Regions from separate parts of the Homo sapiens genome. Here region 2 is linked to region 1. A link is an interaction called in ENCODE POLR2A ChIA-PET data of the cell type or tissue named here. Cell type or tissue: A673. All regions are shown on one strand. Links, peaks and the distances in the headings refer to the core of each region. The heading gives the core; the rest is flanking DNA.

What was found. ChIA-PET counts read pairs that join two places held together with the same protein. Peaks named below come from ENCODE experiments on the same cell type or tissue, not always from the same donor. Only the 100,000 strongest peaks of a DNase experiment are listed, where the experiment ranks them.
Region 2: POLR2A ChIA-PET joins it to region 1 with 8 read pairs; 1 of 35 experiments calls an interaction of 5 or more read pairs at or near these places.

Annotation. Positions count from the first base shown.
Region 1 is chr17:55,199,943-55,215,943 of GRCh38, reverse strand. It overlaps a transcript of STXBP4 not described here. Among named protein-coding and RNA genes, the nearest start is that of HLF, 57 kb to the left of the region's middle. In A673, for the core only: no CTCF peak of the experiment used is centred there; DNase peaks (open chromatin) are centred at 7,493, 7,723 and 8,483; H3K27ac peaks cover 3,825 bases.
Region 2 is chr17:54,998,714-55,014,714 of GRCh38, reverse strand. It overlaps STXBP4 (syntaxin binding protein 4), which reads right to left. Exons shown (of 18, transcript NM_178509.6): 5 at 15,264-15,370; 6 at 14,873-15,083; 7 at 13,832-13,907; 8 at 7,118-7,209. Among named protein-coding and RNA genes, the nearest start is that of STXBP4, 38 kb to the right of the region's middle. In A673, for the core only: CTCF peaks have their summits at 8,748 and 8,958; a DNase peak (open chromatin) is centred at 8,994.

The DNA of each region.
Region 1 (16,001 bases), core at 5,623-9,622:
TTGTATGCATAATCACTTGAGGTGTTTTTCCCTTACCAGTCGAGTGTTCCTAGCGGAAAGGTCATATACTGGTTAAAATCTGCTATTTTGCCTCTTAGTGCACATGCTTGAACCCACTTGCCAAACTCCTGGGATCTTACAGGAAGCTGCTGATCACCAGCTTCAGGTGTTTTCTATCTACTGGGAGAATGCCTTTCCCTGGTGCCAGCTGTAGCCAATCATTATTTCAGCTAGACAGGATTTTTTTTTTTTTTTTTTTTTGAGATAGGTCCTCACTCTGTCACCCAGGCTGGAGTGCAGTGGCTCAATCTTGGCTCACTGCAACCTCCACCTCCCAGGCTCAGGTGATCCTCCGGCCTCAGCCTCCCAAGTAACTGGGACTACAGGCACATGCCACCATACCTACCTAATTTTTGTATTTTTAGTAGAGACAGTGTTTCATCATGTTGGCCAGGCTGGTCTCAAACTCCTGACCTCGAGTGATCTGCCCACCTTGGCCTCCCAAAATGCTGGGATTACAGGCATGAGCCAACATGCCCGGCCTCGCCATCACCTGACGGTTGCCTAATGTTCTTAGGAGTGGGTGGCAGTAGCAATGGGGGGGTGGGCTGGGGGGGCTCTCCTGCCCTGCTCATATCTGCCTAATTACCTACTCTAATAAGATTTGCTTACCCAAGAACTTGGCCATCAGAACAAGAAGGATGGCTTCTGTGCTCCTACCAATGGAAGGTAAGGCAGGACAGAATATGCCAGTGTAAGGGTTCCCACCCTCCAGGCTGTGGACCAGTACTGGTCCGTGGTCTGTTAGGAACCAGGCTGCACAGCAGGAGGTGAGCGGTGGGTGAGCAAGCAAGCATTACGGCCTGAGCTCCGCCTCCTGTTAGATAAGTGGCGGCATTAGACTCTCGTAAGAGCGCGAACCCTATTGTGAACTGTGCATGCAAGAGATCTAGGTTGTGTGCTCCTTATGAGAATCTAATGCCTGATGATCTAAGGTGGAACAGTTTCATCCCAAAAGCATCTTCCCCTGCCCATCCCTGTCCATGGAAAAATTGTCTTCCACGAAACCAGTCCCTGATGCCAAAAAGGTTGGGGACCACTGTGCTAGTAGATACAGAAGGGACCCAAGGCAATGACCAGAGTTTATATAAGGGGAATTATATCCCAGCAGATTCCATCAGATATAGGTGGAAAGCTGCAGACCAGATACCCTATCCCACCAAAACTCTCCCCATAGTTAGATGCTACTTTGGGGGTGGGTGGGCAAAACACCCACCCCCAAAAGCTAAGTCTTAGCTTGTACTTCCTGGAAAGACACTAAGTCACTAAGTCTTAGCTTGTACTTCCTGGAAAGAAAATCAGCTAATTGACTGAATTTATCTGCATGGAATAGATGGTTTGCTACAATCTATTCAGATAGAATGAAGGCCCTGACTAGTTATGAAGCTGAGTTAGAGAACAATTTTGCAAAGTTATGTTCTTTGCGTTCATGAGTTTTATGGCCTGGTAATTAATGTCCACTCTTTCCGTTAGGGGTTCTCCCTGGCAAAGGCCCTGCTCAGAAACCATCAGATTTTACTTGATTTGAGCTCCTTTACAGGTTTCTTAAACAGGGGAGTTTCATCTGACATGGATGCTTTAGTTGTAACTCGGTCCATAGATGGAACAATGGAGCAGATAACCTTAATGGTCCATCCTTTGATTTACTGGTTTGATTGGGCACTTTTACAAATATCTTCTGCTATGTAAACTTTCTATGATTAATTAATTGGATTTCAGTTTCCTAAACTGCTCGACCATCTTCATGATTTCTTTTCTTATTTATTATTATAAAAATATTAAAATGTAAACAAATGCAACTGTTATGTTGAACATAGGAACTGGAAGGATATAGCAGACAACAACCTGATTCCGTTCTTCCCCCTGCACTGCACAGTCATTTGGAAGGGCACATTCTTTCCTACCCTTTTGGATACATTCCAGGAAGGGCCCTGTAATATTTCAGGCCTCTTTGAGATAATTAAAAACTCTTTGGGTCACTTTAATCCTGTAAATATTCTCAGTCCAGTTCAAAGTCCAAACTGCAAATTTAAACAAAAAGCTCCCATTTTCTAGCTTTGGGTGAGCGTTTCTATTCCTTCACCCACTTGCTAATACCATTGCTAATACTTCCAGAGTCAAAATGGGTAGGGACGAGGGTGGGAGAAAGGAGGTGGCAAGTGGGCAGGGAATGTCTTCTTTGATTGATATTGTGCATTGCCACTCTCTGGGCTCTGAGATGTTTTAAGGGCACTTTCTCTTGAAATGCTTTGTGGGTACTTTGCAGAACCCCTAACACTAAGGAGATTCTCTGGTTTTCTCACTTCCAGTTTCCTTACCTGGAGGATGTACACCTGGACTTCTCACACTTTTTTTTTTTTTTTTTGAGACAGAGTCTCACTCTGTCACCCAGGCTGGAGTGCAGTGGTCTGATCACGGCTCACTGCAGTCTCCAACTCCCTGGGCTCAAGTGATCCTCCTGCCTCAGCCTCCCAAGTAGCTGGAACTACAAACATGTGACACCACGCCCAGCTAATTTTTAAAATTATTAGTTTGTAGAGACGGGGTTTTGCTGTGTTGCCCAGGCTGGTCTTGACCTGCTGGCCTCAAGCAATTCTCCTGTCTGGGCTTCCCAAGGTGCTGGGATTACAGGCATGAGCCACACACCTGACCTGTTCAAGTCTTCTTGTGCTGCCAGATAGCCCTACTGGTTCTTACCTGGTCCCAGGAAAAACAGATTTCTTAGATCTGCTGTCGATGGGGGGCAGTTTCTTCCCAACCACCGCATCTACTCTCTGCTGGAGGCTGCTGTGGCTTCTGTCCTGTAGATGCCTCAGGCATGAATCAGATTCTACACCACGGTGTCCCCAGCTCAGGACACACACAACCAGTTTTCTGAGTGGCCCCAGTGGAGCTACTTTCACTTGACTTGAGAAGCAAGCATCCTACACTCTTCCTTAGGGTTCATGCGTGTCCTCCGTGTGTTGGTGGGGTGGTGGTAGAGGGGATAGATGAGATGAAGCACGCACACTGCTCTCTCTTCTAAAAAGTCTCTAATTTGCAAACTCTCCCCACCTCTCCAGTTTTAATCCTGATAGATGCTCAAGAGGATAACAGGATAAGCATCATAAAAATGATTCTCAGCTGTCTCCTTTGATAATCCTAGAAGGTGAAGTATCTCTCACTTTGGAATAAAGCATGGACACCTATGGACTTAGGTTTTCAGCCATTTTAACAAACAGTGAGAAGATGTAATAAAATATATTTTTAACAGCTAGCAAATACCTAGGAATAAGTAAACATGTATGGTATTAATGATAGAAGTGTACTGAGATACACAAAAGAGAATGCGAATAAATTGAGACATTCCATATTTCCAGATAAGATGACTAAATATTATAAATACAATAATTACGATAATAACCATATATTGAACACTAAACATGTATCTGCCACTATGCTAGGCATTTTTAATTTTTAGCGCTTATAATCTATAACCTAAGAATTATTATCCTCATATTTCTGGAAGGAATATAGATGGATTCATTCAATAATTTATTCATTCTTAACAGATAAGTATTTATTGAGTGCCCATTTGTGTCACGCTGGAAAGAGACTATGAATGATGACACCATGACCCTATAGTCCAGGGAAGAAAACTGAAGCTAGGGAGGATCAAGTAATTTGCCCAGGGTCACATAACATGAAAATAGCAGACAGTAGATTTGAACTCTTACTTTAGAAACTTATGTTCCCAAGTGCTAAGTATAGAAACAGCATTCCCCGGCAGGGCGCGGTGGCTCATGCCGGTAATCCCAGCACTTTGGGAGGCTGAGGCGGGTGGATCATTTGAGGTCAGGAGTTCGAGACCAGCCTGACAGACATGATGAATCCCGGTCTCTACTAAAAAAAAAAAAAATACAAAAATTAGCTGGGCATGGTGGCATGTGCCCGTAATCCCAGCTACTCAGAAAGCAGAGGCAGGAGAATGGCTTGAACCCAGGAGGCGGAGGTTGCAGCGAGCCAAGATCGCACCACTGCACCACTCCAGCCTGGCAACAGAGCAAGACTCCGTCAAAAAAAAAAAAAAAAAAAAAAAAAAAAACAACAAAAAACAGGAAACAGCATTCCCCAAACTAATTTGTAGGTTCAGCATGATTTCAGTAGGACATTAAATCAGTGGGGAAGCTTGTCAAATGGATTCTGAATTTCATCTGAAAGGACAAACATGAGGATATAGTTAAGAAAATATAGAAAAAAATTAAAACAAATGTGAAGCATCGGATATCAAAATAAATTACCCAACTACCTTAACTTTTAGGTAAGCTGCAAAAAACAATAGGGAAATAAGTGGAACAGAATGGAAAGCTGTAGAATCATAAATAATGTGTGATGAAAGAAAATTTACAAATAACAGGAAAGAGAATATTCAAAAACTAGTACTGAAGTAATTGCATATTTGAAAAATTCAAGTGAGAGTCTTACTTTACACTTCCCAGGAGATAAATTTCATGCAGTTAAGCTGTAATCCTAGCTCCTCGGGAAGCTGAGGCAGGAGTATCACTTGAACCCGGGAGGTGGAGGTTGCAGTGAGCCCATATCTCGCCACTGCACTCCAGCCTGGGCGACAGAGCGAGACTCCATCTAAAAATAAACAAATAAATAAATAATAATAAAAAAATTTGCAGTGGACACACATAAATCAGCATGATTGAAATGAATGATGCTCAAGGCTGGTGCGGGTGGAGTGAGATCTCAGCCTACCTCCCCTCTAGTGGGAGCCATACAGTGACAAATTTCATGGGGGGGGGCATTTCACGATAAAAGTCCTAAAAGTTTTAAAATGAGCACCTCTTTGAACATGAAAACTCCATTTCTAAGAGTTTAAAGACATAGCTGGTCTCAAGTTTATATTTAAACAACGGCTACTTCTCAGACGTACTTAAAATGGTGATTAATTAGACATAATCTTTACAAACAACGAAAGGGAACTCTTAATGATGATTTATGCCTGACTATGGTGGGATATTATATAGCCATTTAAAGAAATATTGTTTTCAAATAATAGTCAGTGGCAGAAGCAATGATAACAATATAAGATCATATGAAAAAGAGCAGGGCCCATATTTATGCATAAGGCAAGATACCAGTTTTACAACACATGTGTGTTCTTGGGTTTGTGTGTATATATCTTTATTTAAAAATATTAGAAGGAAATACACATAGTATACACAATATCTGTGTATATTTTAAGTGGGGAAAGATCTACCTGTCAAGAATCAGTTTCATCTTTCTAATTTTATGATTTTATACTCTAATGAAAACATTTTAAATTGGCACACTGAGTAAAACCATCCTCTTATTTGTGGCATTTGTTATTTCTCTTTTGAACTTTATCAAGAGAAGTAATACAGGCCTCTCAGATGGCAACCTGCCAACATCACAGAGCAGGATTTTAATGAATTCCCTCCTTCTGAGGCCTAATTTAAGCCCAATTTAAAGTAAACAAAACAAACATATTACTCCATAAAGGGGAATGAGCGCTCCTTTGTTGTGCAGACTTTGAATTTGAATCTCTTTAGAAAAAGAAAAATAGAGCAAAAAATGAGCTTAATAAGCTAGACTTCTCTTCTGCTCAGGCTTTTCTCATTAGGGTTTAATAACATAAAATGCCATTAAAAATTTAGATTTATAATATGGTGTATCTGTGAATTAGTTTTCTTCTCCCTGCATGTTGGGAACAAGTGAATATTCCAGATGCAGGGGGTCCTGCTTGGGAGATAATCTGTGGTACATCAGTGGGCTCGGTCCTTTCCATTCTCCTTCTTTCTCTCCCACTAAAGATATATGCACACGCAGACATGAACATGCCTGCATGCACACATGCACATGTGTGTGCACACGCATGAACATGCTCACATAGACGCATCCTTACCCTAACTTGTGTTGTAAACACAAGTTGCAATGTTAGTATAACCAGGGATGCCCAACCTTGCACACTCAGCCTGCCTCTTGGTGAAGCTCCAGATTCCACAGAATGAAGAGCCTGATTCCAAGAGGAAAATCCCCTCGGAAGAGGGAAGTAAATGGTGGGATGCAGAGCCATGTTCTCAGAAAGCCGAAGCTATCTTTCAGCCCATGATGTGACCTGGGAGACAACAATGACATGAAGTCCCCTGTTGTCCACAGCATCAGCATCAGATATGAAACAGCATTGACTAGTTGAGCACGTGTCCTCAGCTGCTCGCCCTTATCCAGAACAGGTGGACTGTACTTTAAAGACAATGGCCATGGTAAGGGAGGCATGTGTCTGCTACATTTTGTTTCTTTGAATTTCCACCTTATTCTGTAAAGTGGCTATTTTCATCTCAGATGGACAGATGAGGAAAGTGAGGCACAACTTGCCCAAGTAGTGTGTCTAGGGCTTGACTCTGACTCCCCAGCTCTGGCCCTTCCTTCATGCCCAGCTCCTCCCAGCTGAGGGGACAGGTTTGGATGCGCCTCAGCTGGGCCTGCGTATGAACTGGCATCTCTGCTGCCTCTGACCTGGTTCTAGCACAATCCTCAACAGAGAAGACCTACTCTTCTCCCAGCTCGTTTCCTTCCCCAGATGAATTGTTAGAAAGAACTTTGTTCATAGGGCATTTTCTCTTGGATGCCTCACTGGGTCTCCTAACACAGTCACTATCTGTCCGTCAAAAGTGGAAAATAAACAGTTATTTTTTTTTAATCTTCAGACTCCTCTTTCAGCCTTCTCTTCCAGATTACTTTCCATCCCACCTCTTTTATAATGTAAGACTTAAATTTTTAAAAAAAATTTTTTGAGATGGAGTCTTGCTCTGTTGCACAGGCTGGAGAGCAGTGGCATGATCTTGGCTCACTGTGGCCTCCACCTCCCAGGTTCAGGTGATTCTCCTGCCTCAGCCTCCTGAGTAACTGGGATTACAGGTGCCCACCACTATGCCCGGCTATTTTTTTTTTTTTCTGTAGAGACAGAGTTTTACCATGTTGGCCAGGCTGGTCTTGAACTCCTGACTTCAAGTGACTCACTCGCCTTGGCATCCCAAAGTGCTGGAATTACAGGCGTAAGTCACCGTGCCTAGCCTTAAAATGTCTAACTTATAACTGAAACTTGTTTACACAAATATACCATCTCCCTGCAGGTCTGTTTTATTTTCAAGATTCTTGCCTTTAATTGTGGAAGAATAAGCTTTATTCACTACTCAAAGATTTGCAGGATCATAAAACAACATGGTTGTATTCTTACTCCTCTCCTTTCCCTCCCTCCCTCTCTCTTTCCTTCCTTCCTTCCTTCCTTCCTTCCTTCTTCCCTCCCTCCCTTCCTTCCTTGCTTCCTTCCTTCCTTCCTTCCACCAACAGGGTGACCTTTGTGCAACTCCTTTGTGCATAACAGTACTGATTTTTCACGTTGTACCTATGTAACTATGAATAGCACCCACTTTCACTATCAGAAGTGTCCTGATTTGAATGATAAATTATATGATCTCCCAACCCATCCAACAAGCATTTATGGAACATCTTATAAACACCTACACAGCACACCGTACTGGGTGCAACAGGTGCACAAAAGCAGTTCACAGTCTGTAGTCAAGTCAACAACACTGTTTCTCTGCCTGTCACTTGGGCACTGCTATGAAGTGCTATGAAAGATTAAATTGCCATGGATTTCTGGAGGCAGACTTCCTTGTTTTTTAAGCCAAGCCCAGATTAGAACTTGGACTAAATTGACCAAAGAATTTCAGTTTCCTCATCTGTGAAAAGGCTGTAATTATGAAGCTGTGGAGAGGATTAAAACACATTATGTTAATAAGGCATCTAGTATAGCCTGGTACTTTGAGACTTAAGACTGCCAGCATTTATCAATATTTTATTATTATTACTACCATTACTATTTTATTCTTTTCTTAATTACAAAAGAATTGCATGGTTATTATAAGCAAATTCAATAATACAGAAATAGAGTGAAAAGTAAAAGTTACCATTCACACTGGCCTGCAATTCTACTGCAGAGATCACCGGCGTTAACACTTTGTGGGTATCCTAGATCTTGTTCCGCTCAACAAACTACATGTGTTTGCACACGTGCGCACGTGCGTGCATGAGAGTGTGTGTGGCATAAACGGGACAGAGTGCTAAATGGGATATTTCCTATTGTTTCAGATTTGCAGTCAACGCATTAAATTTGAAAACAATTGGTGATAAGGGTCCCCGTATTCTAAAGAGAAGCACAAAATACACCCCATAGGATTTTCTAAAACAAAGCAAATGGAGACCAGTGACATAAATACTAACAGCCTAGTAAAAGTAGACTAGAAATCAATTTGAAATAAGAGTATTTGAAGGGAATTTGTAGGAGTAGAGAGGTCGTTAGCTTTTCTCTCCTCCTCTGTTTCAGGCCCAGTTAGGGGGCTCCCTATGTGAATAGCTCATTCCTGTGTGGGAGGAAATGGGCACTCTATTCCTTGGCCGAATACCTGCTGAGCTGGGGTATTGGAAGCTCATCCTGGTCAGGGCACTGAGGTGGACTGAGACTGGAGGGTTATATGGGGGAGCCTCGAGTGTGTCTGTGGGAGTTGGGGTGTACATGCCTGTAGTGACAGGTGACTATTTTCCTGTAGGTGAAGACTGAAGGCAGGAGTCTGGCTAGGGCTGCCCGGGATGGCACATCCTGGGGAGAGTCAGCAGTTTGACAAGTTGTATATGGTGGAAAAAGAATGTGTGAGCGTCATGCGTAGAGATCCACTGGACTTTAGACATCTTGACAGAAATCTGCTCCAAAGAGTGGCCTGTTAGGGTGGAGGGACCCCAGAAGTATGAGCTTGTAGGGTGAACCACTGTGAGAAGTTGCAGGAGGGTAAGTGGAGAGTGGCTCCCTCAGTAATGTTGAAGGTTCCCATAAAGGTTTCCATGAAGGAGCCAGAATTTAGATGCCTGTCATGACAGATGGGATTATCACAGCCAGCACTGGCTGAGTAAGACATTTTGTCCTTTTCCTTTGACACCTCCTTTTTTTTTTTTTTTTTTTTCTGAGACGGAGTTTCCTCTGTTGCCTAGGCTGGAGTGCAGTGGCATGATCTTGGCTCACTGCAACCTCCCCCTTCCGGGTTCAAGAACTTCTCCTGCCTCAGCCTCTTGAGTAGCTGGGACTACAGTCACCCACCACCACACCTGGCTAAATTTTGTATTTTTAGTAGAGATGGGGTTTCACCATATTGGCCAGGCTGGTCTTGAACTCCTGACCTCAGGTGATCCACCCGCCTCAGTCTCTCAAAGTGCTGGGATTACAGGCATGAGCCACCGTACTCAGCTGACACCTCCTTTTTCAGGACTTGACCCTGTTGGAGTCATCAACAACGGTAGGAGGAAAGAAAGGAAGAGTGTAAGAGAAGACATTCTCTCTACCCCGCTAGGATTAGGATTAATCCTAGAAACTAGGATTAGGCCTGTGCTGGCAAGAGAGGAGAAGTTTTCAATTGGATGTGAAGTTGAAGTTTTCATTTTACTGGCTGGATTTCTTAATAGCTGCAAGTGATCAGAAAAGAAGCTTTGGGATTTGCCTGATATAGCAGCATATGAATGGGGTTGGGGGGCATGTAAACAATCACCCCACAGCCATTTTCTGTTGGTTACTGGGTTCAGCTCTCTCAACAAGCCCCTTGCACACACATACACAGACACATACACAATATATATATGTAATAATTCACAATAGTACATAGACACCTACACACATAATGTATATGGAATAATTCACAGAGGTTTTTCAAAGACATCATACTATAAAATTTTTATAATTTGCTTTTCTCACTAATCAATATAGAGTTTATGATAATAAGTATAGACCTGCCTTATGCATTTTAATAAGTATATAATATACTATTTAATATATTCACGAATATTTAATTAACCATTCTTTTACTTAGGGACATTTAGGTAATTTCCAATTTTATACTGCTAGAAATAATGCTTCAGTATATGTCTTTTACCCAAGTGCCAATATTTTTGTAGGAGGAAACTCCTAGAAGTGAAATGATATGAATGTTTTAAAGTTTGATAAATATTGTAAAGTAGCTTTCCATAAGATTTGTACCAGTTTGTCTTCCCACCAAGAGTATATGAGATCCTATATTTTCACAGCCTTGCCAAAAATATATATAAATATTTGTCAATCTAAAATATTAGAAAACTCTTATTTTGTTTCTCAGATTTTTTTAATACAATGAGGTTGAACATTTTTCAATGGGTTTATTGGCTATTTCTAGTACCTTTTATGTAAATTGTCTCTTCACCTGTCCCACTTTGTGTATATGTGTGTGTGTGTTTGTGTGTGTGTGTGTGTGCATTTGTCTGCTGTTTATGTCTTTCCCAGTTTGTTGTTTATATGTTTACCTTTTAACACTGCTTATGGTATCTTTTGCCCTATACAAGTTTTATATAATGTAGACAAATCTGTCATTTGTTTTTACTTTGTGTGCTAACCTACGAAAGGCTTTTCTACTTCAACATTATGATTGTTTGAATCTTTAGATCTTTAATTCATCTGACATTCATTTTATATGATGGCAAATGCTTCCTTTTATATAATATTTAAAAAGTACTATAATAAATATATAATATAACCAACATCTCTTGATACCTTTCTCTGTTATATAGATCTATTTCTCTATTCTTGTCTCACTGTCATGTGGTTTTATTACTAAAACTTTATAATATAAAGACAAATTCTCCTGAATTAAACAAAAATTTCCTTGGCTATTCTCTTGCATTTACTCTTCCAGATAAAGTTTAAGATTTATCCAGTCAAACTCCAACATAGTGGAATTTCACTTCTGGCCATGGCAAGCTAATTTGTTTAGACAAACTTACCTGCTAAGAACTACTAAAAAGGGTGGACAACATATATATAATATAAAATAGTATGTTTGGTAGTTATTCAATAGTTCTTGAAGGTATTGGAGAACTGCCAAGACAGTAAGAAATATAGATGTATATGTGTATGTAGCTCTAGATTGATACCTTTTTGAAGGGGTATGTGTGTTTGTGTGTGTGTGTGTGTGTGTGTGTGTGTGTTTAATCTTGAAGGCATTGAAGAGATACCAATGCAGCCAGTACTTGAGCAAGCAGAAACCCAGAGAAAAGTAGGTTCATATAGTTGAGCCCAACTGGTGTCATTTGGTGCCTGAAAAACTAATTAGAGTTTTCTTTTTTATTCATATAGGAGAGACATTGCTAAAAATTGAGATCAGGGCCCACCAAGGGGGACTAAGGAGGGATTAAGGTGAGTAAGTGATCTACTTTTATTGTGACTGTTGTCTCAAGCAAAAGTAAATTCTTCCTGAGAAAGATAATATCTTTTATAGCTCTGATTATCTGTGTAATTTTTTACACACAATATTTAGAGTTCAATTTTTAAAACCTGGCAGGCAAAAAAGGTAAGAATTAATCAAAAAGCACATAAAAAAGCAGATCACAGAAATAGCCTCACAAGTAATCTATATGTTAGAGTTTATCAGGAATAAACTTTAAACTGAGTATAATTAATACATTCAAGAAATTGGATGACAAAATGGAGAATTTAAGCAGAGAACTGGAGACTATGAAAAAGAATAAAAAAAACTGTAGAACTAAACAATATAGTAACTGAAATTAAGAACTAAATAGTTTAACACCAAATTAACCACAGCTAAAGAGACAATTAGTGAACTGGAAGATAGGTCAGAAAAAAATACCAAGAATAATACAGCAAGAGAATAGCATTAAAAATAGAAGGACAGGGGAACATGATGAAAAGGTCATATATACAGCTGAAGTCCAAAAAAAAGAAATAAAAAATAAAATAGAACAGAAGAATGTCTAAAGAGATATTGGATGAGATTTTCCAAAAATGACCCCAAAAATCAAATCACATTTTCAAGAAGTGCTATAAACTCCAATAATGAGTAACAAAGAAGAATATCTCTGTACAGAACACACTAAAACTAATAATTACCAAAGATAAAGAGAAAAATCTTAAAACCAGTGAAATGAAGTAAGAAAAAAAAGATCACCTTCAAAGGCACAAGAAAGACTGATGGCCAACTTCTTAACAGAAATAATGGAAGCCAGAAGATAATGAAATAATGACACTAAAATCTTGAAACATATAGCATTCCTTTCTTGAACACCTTTGGTCAGTTTGTGAAATAATCAGTTCTATTAGAGGATGTGTATGATTGGTAGAAATTTTCCTCTTATATTGTGCTAAAATGTATCTGCTTATAATTTTCACTGGGTCTAGTTTTACTCATGTTAATTTCAGAGAATTTAGAATTTCAGGACTTTTGGAGCTAAATTTTCCTCCACTTGTTTGTGTAGGATAATTTTCAATAACTTCTGAAGTTTGAGAAACAATTTTCAAACTCACCTTAGATCCCCTACCATCCACCCATTCTACAAACAATGAGCATCTATTATGTAGCTGTCGTTTTTTTAAAATGACATCAATGCAATGATAACTATGACTTGCTTACTCTCCATGAGGAGCTCTTCATAAAGAGGGTGGAAAAGACAATAGACAGTTATTGCAATGCGCTGTGATAACTTCAATTATAGGTGTAAACATAAGATTCTATTCGAGTATAGGGCAGGAACATCTACCTCAGCACAGGGGAAGAGGACCTAGTTCCTAAAGGAACAAAAACCTGATAGGATTAGGAGTTAGCTATATTTTCCTTTTTGGAGGGAAAAGCAAAACAGGTGTTCTAGAAATAGAGACCCATATGTGCAAAAGCATAAAGAAGTGAAAGAGCATGCCATCTGGTCTTTCTGCCTTTTTCTCAACTACAGCAGATGAGCTCCTTCCTGCAGCCAGGAAATACAACTTCCAGCAGCTCTAGAAAAATATTGCTCCAGTTTAGCAAACTTAGTGGAAAAATGAAGCTTTTTCCTATAGTCCAATGATCGTTTTCTGGAGACATGAATGCTGAATGACCTTTCTTGGCTCTTATGCCCATCCTCCAGACTACTTAAAGTGTTAAAGGAATGTAGTAAAAAGATTGAACAACCTTGAAGCATGTACCCAGCTTTTGGGGAAGAACAAGAAATGATTAGAGAAAGATCAATAATTTCCATCACCAATGGAATCACATAAAGTCAGGGAAGGTAGGATCTCAAGGGATAAGATGCTGGTCAGAAATAAACCACGCCTATTAAACAATGCCTATTAAATCCTTTCAAGACTATCTTCAAACCCATTCTCAAGAGCTTTTCTGTGTTCACATAGAAAGAGCATAGAATTGGCAGTCCGAATTCCTGGCCAGTTTTATTCCTCTTACTACCTGTGTTGCCCTGAGCAAGACACCCTTTAAACCAAAACTTCTGTGTTTATAATAATATGTGCAGTGTCATACTGGTTAGGTTTTCACAAAATTAAATGACATCATTTAATTAAATGTCATTTAATTAAATGTCATTTAATTTTGTGAAATTAATACCTGTGGTATTAATAATAAACTAATACCTGTGGTAACAGGTCCTACCTGTTTAGTCCTACTCAATACCTGTTTATATTTCCTTTGATTTTATCTTGGACTCTCAAGCATGTAAGGGATCAGACCTGGGGGTGAGAAACATATATATATGAATCAGGTGTTCAAGATTGAGAGACCATAAGAGCAGACTGTGGAAAGGCTGAGTTGGTAGAGGAGGAGTAGAAATTTGAGTAATGGTGAACAAGAGGATATGAGTGTGGGGCATAAGGTGCCCTAGCTTGTGAATTGACTCTGGCACTATGTGTGTGTGTGTGTGTGTCCCATATCTACATGTCTTGACTATATTGAACAAATTAAAGGTAAATTATTGTACTGATATAAATGATACTAAAGAATAAAGGACAAGAGAAAAGGAGAAACATTCAATTCCACCATGTAAATGTAATTTCATCTTTGTGAATTGTTTACTGTTTATGCTAATCACCCTGCAACATAATAAGCACTCTTAACATTATGAAGTATGTTTCAGATTAAATTTGCTGCAAGCTGCATTTGGTGACAAAAGTTAACTGTGTTCATGCATGCTCAGCCTTGCTGGGTTCTTGCTCGTGGAGCATAGTTCTCTGCTCAAACATTTAAATGTGAAAGAAAAACTGCTGATGAAGCAAATACAGAGAGAGCAGATCTCCTAGTGAGACTTACCTTGGTCGTCCCTGTCTTTGCTGTGAACATTTCCTTTGCTACGACCTTAGCAGTAACGTCTTGATTGGACTTCTTTCCTGGAATGTATTCAAATTTCCTAGGCATGCTGAGAAGAGAATTGGAAGCTGATGGGAATGAGAAATGCTGTAATTACTAGGTATCTTAATATTGAAAAAGAAATTTGATCTTTAAATTTATTTTTATTAATAACACAAGACACTGGCATCTTGGAACGTAGCTCTTCTCTTTTTGCTTCCCATCCCTCCCTTTCCCTCCTTTCCTCTCCTTCCCTCCCCTCCTCTCCCCTGCTTTCCTCTCCTCTCCTTCCTTCCTTTTCCTTTCTTAATTTTAATCTTCATTGTTTGAATAAAACATAATACTCACAATAACAAAATAATTTTGAAATGGATATTTATTATTTAAATAAAAACAGTACAATCATTATATAAAAATACCAAAGCTTAGCTGACTTTAACATTGCACTTGCGATTATCATTTTAAATACCAGTGTGACTGTGGAGGGGAAGGCTGTTTCTGCAGCCACAGCTTACCCGCTGCCATGGAAACATCTGGGCTGCAGAGTTAACAGTGGAGCTTGTCAAAAAAATCAACTTTGGCATGGGGAAATGACAGTGAATGGAACATAATTTTGACCATGGGGAAATGTCCATTAAGCAAAGCATGTGTAAAACTGTCTCCAGACAGAGAGAGAGACAAAAAAATATGGATGAGTCTCCTCTCTGTAACCATCCTTAATAAGATGGATAGCAATGGACTCCCAATTGGGTTAGAGAGAGAGAAAGGCCTGTTTACTTCACCTCTTCCATTGTCTTTGTTTATGGTTTATTTTTTGTTTCTAACATATGCACTATGTTTGTTAATTGTTAAAAATATACACTGAAAATAGATTTTCTCCAGCAAGTTAATTTAGCTGTACATTCAATCAAATTGGAAATCAAAGTATATTTCTCCTTCAGGGTAGATTCCTCTGAAAATCATCTCCAGACTTTGGCAAAGAGTAGCGTGACTGCAAGACAGGGAGAAGAATGAGGCAGGGAGGAGGGTAGGGTGAGGAAAGACCAGTGAATTAGATACCTGTGGGCCTGGGTTTGAGTCCTACTTCTGCCCCTTATTAATTTGTGATCTTGAGCAACAAAGAAGATACAGAAACTCTGAATTTACTTTTTTCTCCTATAACACAGGAAACAAAAAGGGGTAAAAGTGCTATGAAGTACTTGCTTTGTGAGTGAGAATGTGCTACAGATTATGGCAGTTATTATTCTGGGATTTAATTCCCCTTGAAAGTTTCCACTTCCTTTTTATAGACAAAAAGTCTTATCTAGGGAGGACCTCCTAAGATAGTTTCATTAGCTGTGACTGAGAAGAGAATGATGTCTGTTCCATTACAAAGCATGGTATGGCCACATTGTGAATTAATATAGCTTTCATTAAGTCACTCTTAGAGATATCTGATATTTATTGAGATGCGATTAAGTAAAAAGCACTGTGCTAAGCAGTGGAAATACTCTGATGAACAAAGGTAACTTAAGCTCTACCTTTCTTCAGATTTCCTCTTACTAGAAGACAAAGACCAAAAAAATCCATGCAAATAAAAATATAAATAACAAACTGTGGTCAGTGCAACAAAGGAACTTTAAAGAAGGGAATTTAAAAAGGCTTTACAACAGGAGGGAAGGTGGGGCTAGATAGATATGACCGAGGAAGGACTATCAAAAGAAATGAAGCTCTAAGGAATGGGGATAGGGGAAG
Region 2 (16,001 bases), core at 7,123-11,122, 200 kb after region 1:
CCCCAGGGGATGAAGGTCCTCTGAGTCAGAAGCCACTAACCAGATGGATCCAGCAGCAGGACTGAAGGTGCCCAGGGAAGTGCCAGCCCATGCCATCACCTTCACAGAGCCCCGGGTATGCTTGACCATTAAGGGCCAGGAGGTTAACTGTCTCCTGGACACTGGTGTGGCCTTCTCAGTCTTACTCTCCTGTCCCGGACAACTGTCCTCCAGATCTGTCACTATCCGAGGGGTCCTAGGACAGCCAGTCACTAGATACTTCTCCCAGCCACTAAGTTGTAACTAGGGAATTTTACTCTTTTCACATGCTTTTCTAATTATGCCTGAAAGCCCCACTCCCTTGTTAGGGAGAGACATTCTAGCAAAAGCAGGGGCCATTACACACCTGAACATAGGAGAAGGAACACCCGTTTGTTGTCCCGTGCTTGAGGAAGGAATTAATCCTGAAGTCTGGGCAACAGGAGGACAATATGGACAAGGAAAGAATGCCCATCCTGTTCAAATTAAACTAAAGGATTCTGCCTCCCTCCCCCTAAAGGCAGTACCCACTTAGAACCAAGGCCCAACAAGGACTCAAAAAAATTGTTAAGGACCTAAAAGCCCAAGGTCTAGTAAAACCATGCAACAGCCCTGCAATACTCCAATTTTAGGAGCACAGAAACCCAGTGGACAGTGGAGGTTAGTGCAAGATCTCAGGATTATCAATGAGGCCGTTGTCCCTCTATACCCAGCTGTACCTAACCCTTATACTCTGCTTTCCCAAATACCAGAGGAAGCAGAGTGGTTTACAGTCCTGGACCTTAAGGATGTCTTTTTCTGCATCCCTGTACATCCTGACTCTCAATTCTTGTTTGCCTTTGAAGATCCTTTGAACCCAATGTCTCAACTCACCTGCACTGTTTTACCCCAAGGGTTCAGGGATAGCCCCCATCTATTTGGCCAGGCATTAGCCCAAGACTTGAGTCAGTTATCATACCTGGACACTCTTGTCCTTCAGTATGTGGATGATTTACTTTTAGCTGCCTGTTCAGAAACCTTGTGCCATCAAGCCACCCAAGCACTCTTAAATTTCCTCGCCACCTGTGGCTACAAGGTTTCCAAAGAGAAGGCTCAGCTCTGCTCACAGCAGGTTAAATACTTAGGACTAAAATTATCCAAAGGCACCAAGGCCCTCAGTGAGGAATGTATCCAGCCTATACTGGCTTATCCTCATCTCAAAACCCTAAAGCAACTAAGAGAGTTCCTTGGCATAACAGGCTTCTGCCGAATATGGATTCCCAGGTATGGCAAAATAGCCAGGCCATTATATACAGTAATTAAGGAAACTCAGAAAGCCAATACCCATTTAGTAAGATGGATACCTGAAGCAAAAGTGGCTTTCCAGGCCCTAAAGAAGGCCTTAACCCAAGTCCCAGTGTTAAGCTTGCCAACGGGGCAAGACTTTTCTTTATACATCACAGAAAAAAACAGAAACAGCTCTGGGAGTCCTTACACAGGTCCAAGGGACAAGCTTGCAACCCATGGCATACCTGAGTAAGGAAACTGATGTAGTGGCAAAGGGTTGGCCTCATTGTTTATGGGTAGTGGTGGCAGTAGCAGTTTTAGTATCTGAAGCAGTTAAAATAATACAGGGAGAGATCTTACTGTGTGGACATCTCATGAGGTGAACAGCATACTCACTGCTAAAGGAGACTTGTGGCTGTCAGACAACCGTTTACTTAAATATCAGGCTCTATTACTTGAAAGGCCAGTGCTGCAACTGTGCACTTGTGCAACTCTTAACCCAGTCACATTTCTTCCAGACAATGAAGATAGAATATAACTGTCAACAAATAATTTCTCAAACCTATGCCACTCGAGGGGACCTTCTAGAGGTTCCCTTGACTGATCCTGACCTCAACTTGTATACTGATGGAAGTTCCTTTGTAGAAAAAGGACCTCAAAAAGCGGGGTATGCAGTGGTCAGTGATAATGGAATATTTGAAAGTAATCCCCTCACTCCAGGAACTAGTGCTTAGCTGGCAGAACTAATAGCCCTCATTGGGGCACTAGAATTAGGAGAAGGAAAAGGGTAAATATATATACAGACTCTGAGTATGCTCACCTAGTCCTCCATGCCCATGAGGCAATATGCAGAGAAAGGGAATTCCTAACTTCCGAGGGAACACCTATCACACATCAGGAAGCCATTAGGAGATTATTACTGGCAGTACAGAAACCTAAAGAGGTGGAAGTCTTACACTGCTGGGGTCATCAGAAAGGAAAGAAAAGGGAAATAGAAGGGAACTGCCAAGCAGATATTGAAGCAAAAAGAGCTGCAAGGCAGGACCCTCCATTAGAAATGCTTATAGAAGGAACCCTACTATGGGGTAATGCCCTCCGGGAAACAAAGCCCCAGTACTCAGAAGAAGAAATAGAATGGGGAACCTCATGAGGACACAGTTTCCTCCCCTCAGGATGGCTAGCCACCGAAGAAGGAAAAATACTTTTGCCTGCAGCTAACCAATGGAAAGGTAACCAATGGTGCACTGTGAAGTGTGCCAAAGAAATAATCCCCTGCACTGCAGGCTATACATTTCAATCCCTGTATCTTTAACCTCCTTGTTAAGCTTGTCTCTTCCAGAATCGAAGCTGTAAAACCATAAATAGTTCTTCAAATGGAGCACCTGATGCAGTCCATGACTAAGATCTACCGCGGACCCCTGGACCGGCCTGCTAGCCCATGCTCTGATGTTAATGACATCGAAGGCACCCCTCCTGAGGAAATCTCAACTGCACAAACCCTACTACACCCCAGTTCAGCAGGAAGCAGTTAGAGCGGTCGTCGGCCAACCTCCTCAATGGCACTTGGGTTTTCCTGTTGAGAGGGGGGACTGAGAGACAGGACTAGCTGGATTTCCTAGGCCGACTAAGAATCCCTAAGCCTAGCTGGGAAGCTGACCACATTCACTTTTAAACACAGGGCTTGCAACTTATCTCACACCCGACGAATCAGGTAGTAAAGAGGGCTCACTAAAATGCTAATTAGGCAAAAACAGGAGGTAAAGAAATAGCCAATAATTTATTGCCTGAGAGTACAGCGGGAAGGACAATGATCGGGATATAAACTCATGCATTCGAGCCACCAATGGCTACCCTCTTTGGGTCCCCTCCCTTTGTTATGGGAGCTCTATTAAATCTTGCAACTGCAAAAAAAAAAAAAAAAAGAAAAAGAAAATAAACTCTTTGATCCCACAATACTTAAATTAACTGAAAATTTTTGAAAAATACAGAAATGACGAACTCAAAATTTCCCCTCTTTTGGGGAGAGGTACATATGATCAAGAAGAAATACATTAGCAATGTCAAAGGTTCTGATTCTTAAGTTGGGTGATGGGTAAATGTGTGTTTTATTATTCTTTAAACTGTATGTGTATAATACATACATTCTTGTACATGATTAATATTTTAATATAAAGAAATTTAAAAAAAATTAAAAAAAATAATGCAAATAAAGTGTCTATCACAGAAGGTGCTCAATATATGGTAATTCTTACATTAAGTAATAAAATTACACAATGCAATTAACTCAGTGTACTTTGATATAGAGCTAAGCTTAGTAATAAATGACAGTTTTGTTGAAAGTAAAATTCACACTAGAAGAATACCACATGTCATGTTAGGTAAGCTCTTAAATTTAAGTTGGAAGTAACATGTTTTATCAAAAAGTAGGTCTCATATGTAAGCAGAATATGTATGGGGAAAAAAGTAAAACAAAAAGTTGGTTCCAATAATTTATTAAATGACTAAGGTCATCTTTTAATCTGAAGCAAAAATAAAAGTTTGTTAATTAGACAAATAAATGTGCTGAAGTTTTTCTGATGTCTGAATGATGAATTTTAAAAATTACTTTGTTACAATATTAGTCACACACCTTTCAGCCTAATACAAAGAATATTTCATTAACTATAATGAGACATTGGGTATGCCATTGCTCTCTACAGTTTTCTTGAAACGTTACAGAAATGGCAAGAGGTAAAAGTAAATATCAGCGAAATGGCATCCATATCCCAAAGCATCTTCCATAGGTATAAATATACAGATAATGCAGAGGTACGATATTTTGATTTCAAGCCAAGCAATAAATTGTATCCCTATTTGCTAAGTTTATAATGCATATTTATAAGTTTAATATTAGGATCAAATGAGACATATACTATTCATACTTTGAAGAAATATATCACTACAAATAACTATGCTGAAATAACATTAAAATATCTGTATATTAAATCATTCTCAGAGTATTCACAGAAAGAGGCAAATGTAAATCCATTTTACAGACAAGGAATTAAGAAATAACTAGTTCAGTGTTATAAATTTCTCTACTTAAACCAATAAAATATAAAAGAATTCATGACAATGCCACATGTATATATACATATGTCTGAACATATATATGTTTGTATGTGTGTATATATATATATATGACATTGTCTTGACAGGTAATTTCCTTAATCAAATTCTAACCTCTCTGCTTTCCTTAAAAATTGTACTGGGTAGGCTAATTACTTAATAAATTCATAATTAGTAAACATCCTTTCCTTGTGAAATTTTATTAAAACACCAATTTTCGAGCTGCCACGTGTAATGTTTATAGAAGATTAAAAAATATACTATTTTATTTTATTTTATTTTAAATACCTGATCACATTGGCCTTATTTATTACTGAATAGGAATGTGTTAAAACGTAATGGACAACAAAGTTGAATCTGTCTACAAAGTAGCAACCAAAAGAGAAGGACCTATTTCAAGCTGAGATGATACTGATATTATGACATTAATATCAGTATGTGCAAAACAAGTAATAGCTTTTACTTGTGTTGTATTGCATCAGTAATGCAAAACAAGAAGAGTAGCTCAAGAAATAATTTGGGTGGATAGATGCTAATGTAGATTTCACGAAAAAAGTTATTAAGAGAAATATAGTTTCAAACTGAAAAAAAAGAATGCTCTACTAAATAAAATTAACAAGTCTATCTTGATTAAGAGCAGAGGCTGAATTTATATCAAATGTGGGTTTCTTTGATGTAAAACTGGCATTTTACTTTTCCACAAAAATAATTTGTTAAGGCTTAAAGGGGAACCAAAACTGGAATTCAGATTTAATGGCCAAGCAACTCATATTTCTCAGAATCAATACAAATTTCGATTTTCATACCTCAAAGAATATTAATCAGATTAAAAATAATATCATGTGCTAGAAAAATTTAAACTAAGTAAAATAACAAAGTCTGTCAGGTAAAGCAGTTAGCTGGATAAATTTCTCCTTATCCAGAAGAATGGTATTAAATCTTGGATGTTCAGAAATGTATACTAAATCAATATCATTGAATAATTATTCATTTTTAGATATGTAATTGTCATGCTTTTAAACTTCAAACACTCTATTTTTGAAAATATTACTATTAACTGATTGCAGACCAAGCGTTAGCCAGAACTTACATTTTAGCCACAAACATAAACACACGTTACAAAAGATACTCAGGATTTTGAAAGTATAAAGGAGACATCTCAAGTATCTAATTAATTGGAAAATTTTATGGAGCACGAAGCAGCTATTTAAACACTAATAGGTGCTACAGGGTCTGCGGTGAAGACACTTATAATTTCATTGATAAAACAAGATATAGAAAAGATTATAGGGCACCAAAAAGTGAAGGTAAGTGCTACTAACGTGCAAAAGAAGGCAATGTTGGTCCGAACTATAATAGTTAGCAAAGTCTGAATGAAGGAGATGGAACTGAATGACAAAATCCAGGACATGCTGCCTCAAAGTATGGCACTTTGGTGTGCAAGAAAACAGCAGAAGCCGGAAGGTCTTTCTTACCTTCTCTCACCTTTTCTCCCCTGAGGTGGGCCATAAAACCCAGCTGATCCTCCCCTAAAAGTAGATTAAAAGACCCTCATTCCAGAGAGGACCTCCCTATACCTAGAGGAAAGGAAATATCTTCAACTCTGAAGACACAGAGATGTTAAGAATCTGAACAAACAGGCCTTGCTATGCTCCCCCCAGTTTATTACCATCAGATTACACCCTTTTGTGCTCCAATTACACTTCTGTATGACTGTTCATAAAAATACAGTTTTCCCTGTTTCTTTGGGTTTTCATTTCTGAAGGTTCTCATGTCAGGTAAAACATACATTAAATAAATCTGCATGCTATTTTCTCGTTAATCTGTCTTTTGTTATAGGTGTCTTAGCCATGAATCTACCGATGGGTGAGAAAACTTTTCTCCCCTATGTGAGTTAGAATTTAGATAAGATTCAAATTGGCAATGAGAAAGGACTATCATAGGACCAAGCAAAGGTGTGGATATGGGAATAAACAGATTGTGTGCTTTATTTTAGCTATGCATTTTTATACTCTTCCTAAAATGTAAGAATGCTTTATCCTCAAAAACTGACTGGAAGGTAGAGTTTGTGGTCTTTCAGCAGTATATCCATTTTACATCAAAAAAAAAAAAGGGGCTTATTTTTCCCTTCAGATCCCTGGTAACCTGATAAATGCTTTCGAGTGCTTTTCTGCCTTTAATTTTTCTTTTTTAATCATCTTAAGTTTCTTTTACATGAGAGTCTCAATGTTCCACTTTCCCCAGGACTACTTTTCAGTGCTTTAGTATACTGCCACCATCTTTCTATATTTAGTGGACATCTGACTATTTTGTTCTTTAAAATTTTGTTTCCCTTTACTTAAAAAAAATTGAATAATGGACTATTACTTGATTGTGTTTATTGCCATTATGAAGCCTCGTCTACTTTGCCATAATTTGTTACATCTTTCCATTTATTCTAGACTGTAAAAATCACATTTGTCTTATTCTCCGAGGAGAAAACTATTTGATCCAAATGCCAATTTAGTTATGAAAGATTTTATTTCTATTTTGTACTAGTGAACCACCATGAACTACCAAATTCAAATGTGAATTAAATAATTTAAATCCAAACTGCCATTCATTTAATTGTAAATAAGTAACTTCAAGAAACTAATGACTCCAGTACTTTATCCTCTCAAAGAAGGAGAATACTTCTTTCCTGTTTTTGTCTTATGGAAGAAAAATGAAAATTTAAAGGTTTTACCATTTCCAGTTTCTCTGCCTTAAAGCGAACAGAGGGATTTAGGGAGATCTTTTCTTGTAGCCCATAATTTTCAGTCCAGGCAGAAGCAACATCTAAGAGACAACAGGGTGCACATTAATTGGGAACTTAATTGGAATCGAAATTTTTATTTGACAGGATATGTTCTGAGTTCCTGCTGTTCAAAAATAATTCTAGCTAATCAGTTAGCAGCTTTTAGTTTTGTTTGCATAATTTTTTTTTCTTTTCTTTTTTTTTTTTGGAGGGGGGACAGAGTCTCACTCTGTTGCCCAGGCTGGAGTGCAGTAGCACGATCTTGGCTCAATGTCTGCCTCCCGGGTTCAAGTGATTCTCCTGCCTCAGCCTCCCAAGTAGCTGGGACTACAGGTGCATGCCACCATGCCTGGCTAATTTTTGTATATTTAGTTAGAGACAGGGTTTCACTATGTTGGCCAGGCTGGTCTTGAACTCCTGACCTCAGGTGATCTGCCTGCCTCAGCCTCCCAAACTGCCAGGATTACAGGAGTGAGCCACCACACCCGGCAAGTTTTCATAATTTTTTTAAGTCTAAATTTTTTATATAAGTTGGCTTTACTTAAGTCCTAAGATATAAGAGTAGGCAATTATGCATTGTGAAGTCCCACAGATATATTAACTTAAAAGACAAACATACATCCCACCACTACTACATCACCACAATGCCTTAAAAAGATAAAAAGTCTTTTTGTTCAAAGATGTTGGTATTTTTTCGACTGGCAAAAGTGTTTTGTGATGTGTATTCTGGAAGTACTCTGGAAAAAACCATAAATGCAAGTCATTTCAAGTTTGCACATAAAGTATAATACAGATTCTGTACTTTGAGCTAAAAATCTTATCTCTTATTTTAAAGACAGGTTACATTTCAAGTAGCATAAATGAATTTGCAAGAGCTAAAAGTCATACACTTCTTACCCATTTTTCTACATCTTCTCAATATACCCTGATTATTTAAATGAGCCTTTGTCCTTAGTGCATGAATAAAAAAGATGCTACAAAAGACCAGAACTTGAAATACTGTACGTTTTAATATGCCAAAGTTTGTAAAACAAATTCCTGTAATTCATATTGATCTTACTATCTAAATTGCCACTATTCTAAATACACTTTTAAATGATATTTTACTAGTTCTACATAGAAACAAGAGGAAGAAGAAAAATCTTTGGAAAATGTCACATCTTTATGCAGTGTTTTAATTTTTTAAAATTTCTCAGAGCATCTGTCTCTAAGTACAAAATGATTTGCATTCTCTTAAGAACATAAGAAGTGCATATGAAAATAAATAGTCTTCCTCTAAACCTTTAACACATCCTTAACATTCTATGTAAAATCTTTAATATAGCTTATAGGTGTCAAGATCATAAAAAAATGGATGCTGACTTTTAGCTTCAAATGGAATTAAACTTTGAAAAAGACTGATTTTAGTATTAAATAGAATTTTTACAATTCTGATAAAAGTAAGTGAATCTCCTTTGTAATCATGATACCTAATTGTTGGCTATGAAATTAAAAATAATATATACATAGTGTATATATATACACACACATATACATATATACATATATACACATATACATATATGGGTATGCATATATATACACACATACACATATAATTTTTTTATATACATACATATAATTTTTTTCCTCTCTTAAGAGAAATCCTGTGCCAAACCTAAAGTGTAGTATAAAGATAGCATGGAGTGGAATGATATGGAAGACCAACCAGCAGATAACTTTATTTTTCATCCTTTAAGGTTTGGATATGTGAAGCTTGTCAATGACTTCCAGCTTGGTGTTTGGTCTGCAATTAAGGCACATTAACACTAGGTGGACCCAAGTGAACCTGATTATGGTCTCAAAGACTAAACCTGGGCTTGAATTATTCATTTCAAGTGTTAAGTGATTGGAAGAGTTGCAGAGGGGAGAGCAAGGGGGAGAGAGGAGAATGAGAGAAGGTGAGACAGGAACACCTACAACACTGACACACTGAGGAATGTGTTCTCACTTACGTTTTCCTACATCTAAGCATAAAAATTTGCTATCTCTAACAGTGAAAAGAACAGAAGCTCCTATTTATGCTTACTTCTATCTAAACAGTAAACTATGTACCTATATAAGCTCATTAATCTTCAAAATGACCACAGTGACCATAGGTGTTATTATTCCCATCCCAAAGATGAAAGACCAAGGCAGGAAAAGGTAAAGAAATTAGCCTAGGTTACACAGCTAGTACATTATAATGTCACGAGTCTAATCTCTTGTGACTCCAGACCAATGTTCTTAAGTGTGTTCAACATCTTTCATAATCAGTTTGCTCATCTATAAAGTAGAGGGAATAAACCAGACTGCCTCATAGGAGTTAGAAGATCAACAATATCATAGAAAACTACTGTGAAAACTTATGCAGTATTGTTAATATCAACACAGAGACACTGTATTATAAGGAGATTTAATGTAAAATTACACTAACCTTCATTTAACAATATGCAATCAGGGCTTAACAAAATCTTGTTTTTTCCAGACAACTTAGACCTTTACTTTTGAGTTAAAACCTTAAGAGGGTCTGTGTATAACTCCAGCACACTTTGTCAATTCAGAGTAACTTTACCTGAAAGCCCCTCATAGAAGTTTTCCTCATCTGCCAATGACATCTCTCTATCCCAGCTCCAAGCTCTTTATTTGCTCCTTTCTGGGGGAGTGAGTTTTTCTAAGTATGGCTTATTATTCTCTTGGCTCTCTCTCCTTCTTGTCCTTCTCCTTCTCCCCACTTCTTTTCCTTCTCCTTCTCCCTCCGTCTCCTTCTCCTCCTCCTCCCCGCCTCCTCCTCCTTCCCCCTCCTCCTCCTTCTCCTTTCTTTAGAGGCGTCTTGGTCTTGCTCTGTCTCCCAGGCTGGAGTGCAGTGGCCTAAACACAGCTCACTGCAACCTCGACCTCCTGGGCTCAAGCGATCCTCCCACCTCAGATTCCCAAGTAGCTGGAACCACAGGTGTATGCCACCATGCCCAGCTAATTTTTTAATTTTTGTAGAGACAGGGTCTCACAATGTTGCCCAAGCTGGTCTTGAATCCCTGGGCTCAAATGATCCTCCCATCTCGACCTTCCAAAGTGCTGAGATTATAGGTGTGAGCCACCATGCCTGGCCTCTCTCGGATTTTCTGTTCCTATCCTCTTTGTAGCAGCAGAAGAAAAGGAATGTTTTGTAAGGAAAGGATCAATACAATTTGCTTAATACCATGAACTCTGAATGGATATTTTTCCCCATAACTATTTTGCTTCAGTTTCAAAAGACTTGGTCTAAAGGAATTAAGGCTTTACGCGCTATTAGTAAAGTTAAAATAATGACTGTATTTCTTCATGCAACAATTCTTTTTTTTTTTTTGAGATGGCATCTTGCTATGTCACCCAGGCTGGAGTGCAGTGGCATAATCTCAGCTCACTGCAACCTCTGCCTCCTGGGTTCAAGGAAGCAATTCTCCTGCCTTAGCCTCCCGAGTAGCTGGGACTTCAGGCGTGCACCACTGTGCCTGGCTAATTTTTTTTTTTTCTATTTTTAGTAGAGACAGGGTTTCACTATGTTGGCCAGGCTGGTCTCGAACTCCTGACCTCAAGTGATCTGCCCGTCTCAGCCTCCCAAAGTTCTGGGATTACAGATGTGAGCCACCGCACCTGGCTGCAACAATTGTTTATTGCTATCCTTAGAAATGTCTTTAGTATATTGTTAGCTCACTTACAAACTCATGTGTTATTCAACTTATATATAGCACTAGTAAACAACTCTGGATTTTGAAATAAATTTCTGTATAATAGCATCATTTTTAAAACATTTAAATATTATGTGGATTTTAAAAATTCTAACCTATTTTACACTTTGGGATGATTTTTAGATAAGAACAGAAATAGAACTATCTAATTACATTTACTTTTGTTGAGGTTAACATTAAAATTTGTTTATATTTTTTGTATTAGCATCAGGTAACTGAAGAAATCTAGAAGTGATGGTTAATTTCTGATTTGTAACAATCTATAATTAGGTACTTATAATATGCAAATCACAATGTATATAAGTTATCTAGAGATAATTTAGAGGTGATTTTGCCTTTTTTCCACTCCCCAGAAATATCTTGCCTACTACATTTATGTAGAAGAAAATGAGACTGAGTTGATGCACTTTCTACTCTAGAAAAATGTTCCGTCTTAATTGTATTTTAATATTTACCTATAACTTACTTAAATATATTTTTCACTAACCTATTTTTCTATTACAAAATCTACCACTATTCTTATAGCGACTGGTATAAATTTACCTGAGTTTATTCATTGTTAACAAGATCTCTGCTCTAATCACACCTGACTCTTAGAATCATCTGACATCTAGCTCATCCTTAGTTCTATGCTTTTATTTGTGGTGCTTCCTTAACTTGAAACGATCTCCTGTGTTCAGTTATCAATTGATGTTTACCACTTTTTTCAAGATTTGGATAATGTCTGACTTTTGCCAAGAAATTTTTCTTAATTTCTGCATATTGTGACAGATTCCTTATTATATACTAGTTTTTGGGGTCAAGGGGAGGACATAAAATTGAATCAAGAATTGGAAGCTTTCCTTCTGCTCTATAAACATGACCTAGAATATTATCTGAGCTACACTCTAAGCTATAGGTTCCATATTATTAGTAACAGGAAAATTTAGTAAGCATATACTATGCACTAATTACAATATAAGTGCTTGACATGCAAGATCTTGTTTAATCCTCATAACAACTCCTTGTAACTTGTAACTATTTCAAGGTTACAGAGCTAATAAGATGAAAGCAAGAACCTGAACACTGAGTCTGTATTCAGAGCCTGGTGGTAACCACTGTGCCTTCCTTATACCATACTCATAGCACTCACTACTTCCTTCCTTAGGCCTCTTTGTTCATGTCTTTACATAATTTGTGTAAATGTGTTATTCATCCACAAGACAGAATGCTTTTTAGAGTAACAAAACCACCCATATCCTGCTCTGATTAACACAAAAAACTGCAAATAGTAGCTGCTTGATAAAATAAACATACACACACATCTATAAACAAATACATGCATATAAATTAGAATGTTTCCTAATTTCAATAATTATAATTTTTAGCCCCATGTTTTATTTCACAATATACTATTAAGTATCTCACAGAAAATATCCTAATTTCTTCATAATTCCCGTTGTACTGTATTCTACACATATAACATAGTAAAACCTTACTGAATAAAAGGTTAAAATAGGCATTGAATAGTTCAATTACTTTAAAAGTTAAAAACATGTTATATAATTATTAATATTTTATAATATCAAGGAATAAAGGGTTCTGACTTCCATCATCTAGCAATTTTGATGCTCATCTCATGACTGTTTCATTTGTCTTTTTCTTCTCATAAGGGTTCCCAGTTTAAAATAAATACAGTACATGCAGAGACTGGAAATTAATTATGTAAGAGGAATAATGCTATAAAGTTGGTCAATAAATCTAAGTAAAAGGTAATATAACTCATGGCTTAAGATTGCTATTAACCCACTGGTAAATACCACCCCAAATCGGAGGAAACTACTGTGGAATATAGTATAAACTCCTGTAAAGATTGGTAGCTATTGAGCCAGGCACGAGCGGTGGCTCACGCCTGTCATCCCAGCACTTTGGGAGGCCAAGGCAGGCAGATCACGAGGTCAGGAGATCGAGACCATCCTGGCTAACATGGTGAAACGCCATCTCTACTAAAAGTACAAAAAATTAGCCGGGCATGGTGGCAGGCGCCTGTAATCCCAGCTACTTGGGAGGCTGAGGCAGGAGAATGGCGTGAACCCAGGAGGCGGAACTTCGACAGAGCAAGAATCCATCTCAAAAAAAAGATTGGTAGCTATTTAATTTAAATTAATGCTTCCTTATTTTTCAGTTCTTATATAAATAATGCTATTAAAACAAAATTAAAATATACAGGTAAAAATTTACCTTATAATTAGGCATATATAATTAGTTTTTCAGTTATGTTTAGTCTTTTTATCATTGTTGTGTTTAACTTTTGGAGATAATTTCAGGGGGCTTTTTTTCTTCGTATTGATCCTGTAAGCACCTTATAGCCACATAAAAATCTTTATTTTACATTTGGCTTAGATAATTAACGCTTTATTGTTTTAAAAAGTCAGTAAATCATTTTATGGTAATTAAGAATCAATAATAATGAATTAACAATACTGACACCCTTTATAATTGATATCCATATGATTTCTTCCAAAAAAACAAGATACATTTCTTTTCTTAAGGTATGCTCCCTTCTATAATGTGTTTTCCGAAAGGTGTATTTAATATGCCTCATCAGTATTGCACTAAAAGGACATGGCAACCTAATCTTGATCTTTATAGAAGACTTTCCATTATTTGATTTAAACAATTCATTAATTATTACAGCTTCATAAACACTGTTATGACAATGCATCTTTTGAAACTTCAACTCTTTGTTCAGGGAAATATCTAATAAAAGTCATACTTTAACAGGGCCCAACGGAAAGACATTATTTTTACTTTTTCGTTCACTGAAGGAACAAAGACATAATTCACCCTTCTTCAAAGTCTTAAGTCACATTACACACTCCTCATTGAGAGAGAATTGAAATAAAAAACAGGAAATAGAAATTAAATGTGTATTTACCTGTATTAGACAAACCCACAGTACTGTTTTCTGAAGTAATTGGAATCTGTACTGTTTTGTTGTATCCAGTTTTTATCTGTGAAAGAAAATGAGGAACATGCAATGTCATTTACTAAAGTAGGTCACTTGAAGCCCATGTTAACATAAAAAGAATGGTTAAAGAGATTAAAGTAATTATCCCTCAAATATGAAACCTCTAAAATTTTGGTATATGCATCTTCAAACAAAGCAATTCAGAATTAAAGGTAACAATTGCTTTCAGCTCTACCACATCCAAGGATAACAAAATATAAGGCCACTCATCTTGTCTTTTAAAAGTATTATAGCTCCAAGTGACAAAGTATAAGGGGCTGACAGAAAATCTTATACTCTGTCTCTGTTCAGCATGTACCAGAGACTGAAGTTACCTTTGATGAATTTTATTCTACTGACTAAAAGCTTAAGTTTCCTATTTTACAGCTAACACAGATATAAATAATACACACTTTATTCTGTAACTGTAATTTGTTCAGATAATATAGCAGTTAGTAATTGAGTATGTTAATTCTGATATAGAAATTCCCCATTTTGTGTGATTCTACTTGGGTGAACTATAGCATGCACACATGAAGGAGCAATACCTTCTTAGATTGGATGCCTGGGATTAGCCTCACTGTGTGGGAAAGAAGCTAAGGAACAAAAAGGAAGATGGCCTCACTTCAGTCAAGCAGAGAACAGAAATGGCAAATAACTAAACCAACTGAAACCAAATATGACATTCTTAACATAGTTTTGAGTGATATCTAGGCATATCTTTGTGGAACCATTTTGTCATGCTGGTATTTTCTAACCAATCATGCTCCTGGACACAGGACATGCTGACTTAAAATATGTTTATTGAAAACACAGCATAAAAATTTTAAATAGAAAAAAATCTTTCAAAGAAATATTAATTTGTTAACAATTTTACTGAAATAATTCTATATGTACATAACCAATGTAAAAATGTATAGGGAATTTATGGAGTGCATATATAGAGAAATTTAAGATTACCTGACTTACCTCACAAGAAGATAAAATGTCATTATTTGTTTTGGGAGTGGATGAGGTCTTTGGGATTAGTATTTCAGGAGGAGAAGAAAAAAGACTTAATGTTGAGGCTTGAGGTCCATATTCTCCTGAAGCTTCTATAAGTGATGTACATGACAGATTTTCTGGCTGAATGTTGTCGGATTTTTGTCTTATGAATGCTATCTCCCAAGCAGATTCTAACCTAGTACTAAAAAGAAATCACTTTATGGATATGCTATGAATATAGTACAACTGAAATCCAAGATAATGTTTCAGATGTTATTAAAAAATACTTATTATAAAGTACTTAATACATCTTAAATTACTGCTTTCAAGGAGACATTCTAAATGACTCATTCTATCTCATGGATAGTATAGTTACCTCAACTTGGCTCCGGTAATTATGCTTTTTGCTTCTTCAAATGATACACCAATCATAGATTCCTTGTTGACTGAGACAAGTTGATCTCCTGGCTTCAAACGACCATCCTAACAAAAACAGTAACATTTATAAAGGAACTAATGAGGTATTTAAAAAAAAATTAATTGATGTAATTAAAGCAATGAAAAGTTTTCGTGAAGAATGCCTTCAAAAAGAGTAAAAAGTAAAATCTTAGACAACCTCAGTAGCAAAATCTCTTGATTAAAGTCTGGTTTGGTAACATATATTATGAGTAAAATGGAATGGTTCATGTATTGCATGAATAAATTTACGTGGTAAAGAATTCTTAATATGGTAGGTAGGACATAGGCCAGTATACCAGGAAAAGGGACCTGTTTTAAAAACTGAGCACTATGGGGCTGATAAAGCTCTGACTCTGTGATAAAGTGGGCCAAATAACTGTGGGATATTTCACAATACAAAACTCATTTATTTTATTTTCTCTGCATTCCTACATATGTCCTCCCACCAAACTGTTCAATGTGTGTGTGGATTTATCCCACATTGAGATTTTTAAAACTTTAGTCAAGGGTTTTTAAAAAAAAAAAATTAAATTTTCAAAATTTTTTGTAGAGATGAGGTCTCATTACATTGCCCAGGCTGGTCTCAAACTCCTGGGCTCAAGCAATCTTCCCACCTTGGCCTCCCAAAGTGCTCGGATTACAGGTGTGAGCCACT